Linked DNA regions of Mus musculus: region 2 is linked to region 1. The links are chromatin loops, found by intact Hi-C in ENCODE. Cell type or tissue: gastrocnemius. All regions are shown on one strand.

Region 1 (2,500 bases):
ATAAAAAATGGGAAAAAAAAAAGAAATGGATAGATTTGTACTGATATGGGTTTTTTTGTTGTTGTTGTTTTTTTTTTTTTTTTGGATAGTTTCAGTAAATATAGGAAGCAGAGCAAAAAGAATTGGGAGCATAAAGGCCTTTTTGGAATGAGAGGTTTCTACAGATGACATTCTAGAAGCATCTATCTACACAGAGATGAAGGTACCTGGGATGAAGGGAAAGTAGTGGGCCATGCAGAGAAATGGGAACATTCTCGATAGTGTTCTTCATCTGGGTTGGGAAGTGTCCGTGTGAGCATGTGGACCAGTGTGTGGACAAGTATATGACCTCAATTGCAATGAGTCCTACTTTGAGATGCTATGGGGACATGAGAGGAAAAATGAATTCTATTACTTCTCCAACCCCCTTCTACGTTTTCCTCTGTTCCTGTGTAAGAGTCAGGTGCCTTACAGACAGCACATTCACCTCTCTCATAAACCTTCAATATAAAATATATTACCAGGAAAAATGCACCCAAAATAGTAGGTCCCTTGGGCTTTGGTTTGTATGTTCTCCTTTGTTAGCAATTTCACAGGCTGAGGGTAGCATCTTAACTTCTGTTCAAAGATGCTACTACTCTCACAAGATAATCCAAATGTCACCATTTTTATGTTGTGGGATATACTTAAGGAAAATTAAAGGTGCGACTTGAGGCAGGGAGGACAAAACTTTCTCTAAGTGTAAAGGAAAGATAAATCCCCTGCTGCTCTAGGCACTTGTGATGAAGCTGGCTGCTCTCATCACTGCTGCTGACCCTGTAACCAGGATTTAAAATTACAGCATTGACACAGGCATGATGGTGTGCATCTTGACAGGCAGAAGCAGGTGGATGTCTGTGTGTTCAAGTCCAGCTGAGTTCCAGTCCAGCCAAGACTGCCTAGTGGGACCCTGTCTCAAAAATAATGTAAAAATCTTTACATGTGACTGTTGATGGGGTGTGATTGGGGGTAGGTGGCAGTTTGACAAAAGGCAGCATTTCTATCTCGCACATTTCTTCTGCTTGTTACAGGAGACACACAGCTTCTCTGTCAGTTCTATGCGAACACAATTCCTTAGAATGCCTTAAACATCAGTGTTCATCAGAGCATGGCACTTAGTAGGTGCTCAGCAGGGGGCAGTGTGACACAATGGTTAAAAGCAGAGACAATAAGATGTCCCCGAGCCTCCTCTTCCTCTGCAACACAAGAGTGATCAGTCACTTACATAAATCCGAGATGAGTTACATAACTCATACTTATCCTACACACAAAAGTAGCCAATGAATAATAACTTTGAAATTTACTATTATAAAATATCTCTCTCCAACCTAGATCTCTCATCCCAACTCCAGACCTGGCTATGTTTGTCTAGAAGGTCAGGAAAGGAATCTAACTTAAAATACCTACCTCTTAAATCCAACTAGTGGCTGTTCTGAGCTATCTGGTATCTGCCCACTGTGTCTTCCAGTAATCTAGAATCCAGTTCCAGGGAGTTTTGTGAGTTATTCAGAATTCTCCCCACCTCTGTCCACTGAGTTAATCAGAGTTCTTCCCATAAGACCACCTAAAAATGTCTCCTGAAGCTTCCCATCTTCCTTGATACCCACCACCTCCACAGGTGGTCTGCACTGCCTATCACTACTGACACCCCTGTCTGGTTCCACGTTGCTAAGACCATTCTTATAGGACACACATTTTGGTTCTGCCGCACTTTGCTTGAAACCCATCACTATGTTCCAAGACTCTTGGGATAAAAAAAAACAAATTATTCTTCACCGGCAATTCTGCTCCACCCCCCTGTACTGCCCTTCCCTGCACCCCCTCCACCACCCTTCCCTTGCAACTCCCACTTATTGCAGGGCTGTTTCAGTTCCTTAATTAATAGTCATAAAAAGCTACTGATTCTCTGGGTCACAAAGCTTTAGCACCAGCTGTGTCCCTTCCCTGTCACACCCAGCTTGGCCTAGCTAACTCCACCCATCCTTCAAATTTGTTGTTTCCCTGGGAGACTATTTCTGAATGGACTCATGCCCCTTCTCATAGCTCTTGTACCTATCTTTTGTGGTTGTTCATCACAACATGATGCTGTATGTATTTTAAAAGATCCACAGGACAAGAAGAGAGGAGAAGACTCACTTCGGTTCTCCTTTGAATTCATACTGTCATTTATATCTCCTCTCTCTCTCTCTCTCTCTCTCTCTCTCTCTCTCTCTCTCTCTCTCTCTGTGTGTGTGTGTGTGTGTGTGTGTGTGTGTGTGTGTGAAATGGGGGTTAAAATATTATTAAAAAAAAAGGCTGGCCAGTAGTGTAGAAATGGGACAGATGATGGCAAGCTGATATTTGGATGTCTTGATTCAGTGGGATGCTGCAGAGCACCATATAAGCATCGCTCCAACTGGATGCCATTCCATGAACTTTGGTATGACTTCCTCTCATTACTGATGATGACCAAAGTTTTCCACATTCAGTGTAGAAATAGATC
Region 2 (2,500 bases), 350 kb after region 1:
GAAATGGCTAGCCTAAGATCCCACAGTGAAGAAGAAACTGAGTCAAAGCGAGGAGTAGTCACTGCTGACGTAAGAAAGGTCAGGGCATAAGTCTAGAGAGGTGTCACACCCACATCTAATAACTATAGGGTGACTCTGAATACTCCCAAAGAGGCCACTCGCTTTAGACCCTAACCCTTGAGCGGCATTTGAAGAAATTGAGGCAATGCCAAAGGTCGGCTATAGAGACCCTTGCTTACATATTGGGATGTGACAGCCTTGCAGGGGAGGGAAGAGAAGAAAGGGCAGTTAATTCACACTGTGAGGTAGGAATGGATGCCCAAAACATCAGTGTAGGACGCGTCAGAGCAAAGCATGGCGACCTGGCAGAGTAATGCTGCATGAGAGTGGTGTTCCAGGAAAGAAGAAGAGTAACCCTCTTGACTTTTCTGTGATGGTGGTGTCCCGTGGACTCCCTAGGCTCCAACTAGGTAATCTAAACAGGTGATTTGTTTGATAACGATATGGCTATGGAAAAAGAGATTTGGAACCATACACATAATTAAAAATAATAAAAAACATTTTAAAAGATTTCTACATTAGAAGATACACATACAAGGATGTCTAGATATTGGTACATTACTAATTTTTATACACAGGCAAATGTTTCAAGATACTGATTATATTTTCTTTATTTTCATTACCATAAGAAAATAAAATCATTCTTACTTTCCTTTGTTGGAGTGATACCCATATATAGATAGATAGAGATGAACATAATAAATGGAAAACAAACATGAATTTAGTTTACTTTTATGGTAGAATCCTAGAAAATGTGGCAAAATACACTATAACATAGATCAGATCCAACCAAGACTTAAAACCATGTGTCAATTTAAACGTAAATTGTGTAATGAATTGCTACATCTAACGCGGGATTGGTAGACCTAACTCCCCAAATCACCAATTAGTAGAGTAGGAAGTTGCCACTCCTTTCAAGATCAGGAGCAGAACCTAGAGAAGGGGCACACGGAGATCTCTCTTCCTAGCCTAGAGCCAGGAGCCACTTCTGATCAATGAGTGGTACTTGGGCTCGAGAACAATAGAGGAAACTCCCTGAGCTGCGCATTTATGGGATGCATTTATGGGATGCTGTGTAAACCTGCCCGTGGACAATGGTCCTGGTGGTAGAATGCCACTGGATGCCTCAAGGGCCACCTCTTGCCAAAGGAGAATCCATATTGGAACCAGGAGAGAGTCCACTGCAGTCTGGTATCTTCAGTGCCCTCTACTGGCCATGTTTTTCATTGTGTAAACTGGCTAAAGGGTGATGTTTGAGGGAAGAGAGGGTGAGGATACTGCTGAGATGCAGGCAATCCTGCACAGCAAAATATCAGAAAATAAACGAATAAATAAAAAGATTAATAATATGCCCAACAACTAGAAAAAAATCTTCTTCTGAGATTTCAGTAATTATCCTTCCTGGACACTTAATTTAAAGAAGGGATATTATTCTTAAAAAGAATAAAAAAAAGAAAGAAAAATCTTAACATAACATTTTACACACAACAGGTCTATGTTGGCTTGTTATCTTGAAGTCACAAACATGTCATTCAAAATTTCCTTCTACATCACGTTGGTGAGTACACAACATTCCACAATGAAATATTTGCAGGCCCCTTTATCGTTTCATTCTTTTTAATTTTGTTTCTAACAGCTCACTTATATCTAATGAGACCCATGATACTTTATGTACTCCACATTTCAAAACATATTTAATATTCTTAATATATGTTTGAAGTTATTGCTTGTAATTTTTAAACCAATGTGCAGTTCCACAAAAGCATATATGTAAATGCCCATCTCACTTCATCCTCAAGAATGGAGCAGTGTCATGTTTAAATGCATAGCTTTTAGACTTAAAAATGACTTGGTTTTTACAAATTTGATCACTAAGGAGGTTAGTAATTTTTAACAGTTTTAAGTTCCATATTTGATAGCTTGTTTTAGCCATTGACTTGAATTCTTGGGACTTTTAAAAAAAATTTTAACATGTAAAACAAGTCCCTAGGTAAACACCTCAACATAAAGGTATCCTTGCTAAGAAAAACAAATCAGTAACAAATAGCTAAGACCATTATCATTGTTGTGAGAGTTGTACAATGGGTAAGATGCTTGAACCAGAAGAGAAAGAGATGCACACTTTCACAGTGAAGGAAGAATTGCTGTTATGAGCTGTTTGTAATATTATCGGTAAAAATAAAGGAGGAATTTTACCTTAAAAAAAATCTGATGTTTGTATTTAAAGAAACCAAAATAGGAAAGAAAATGCAAGAAGGAAGACTGACAAGTAAAAAATAAGTTGTGATGAAGAAAGAAAAGGGAAGAAAAGGAGAGGAAGAAGAAGAGAGAGGAAGAGAAGAAAAAGAAGAGGAGGAGGGGGAGGAGGAGGGAGAGGAGGAGGACCAGCAGGAGGAGGGGGAGGACGACAAGGAGAAGGAGAAACCGCTCCACACATACA

What was found. A loop is a pair of places that touch in the nucleus more often than their neighbours do. Peaks named below come from ENCODE experiments on the same cell type or tissue, not always from the same donor. Only the 100,000 strongest peaks of a DNase experiment are listed, where the experiment ranks them.
Region 2: it touches region 1 in a loop (4-fold over the local background); 3 of 42 quality-filtered maps call a loop at or near these places.

Annotation. Positions count from the first base shown.
Region 1 is chr2:159,644,909-159,647,408 of GRCm38, forward strand. No RefSeq gene overlaps it. Among named protein-coding and RNA genes, the nearest start is that of 4933416E03Rik, 300 kb to the right of the region's middle. In gastrocnemius, a CTCF peak has its summit at 1,146 (motif pointing right); a DNase peak (open chromatin) is centred at 1,148; H3K27ac peaks cover 288 bases.
Region 2 is chr2:159,999,386-160,001,885 of GRCm38, forward strand. No RefSeq gene overlaps it. Among named protein-coding and RNA genes, the nearest start is that of 9130015L21Rik, 16 kb to the right of the region's middle. In gastrocnemius, a CTCF peak has its summit at 1,275 (motif pointing left); a DNase peak (open chromatin) is centred at 1,243.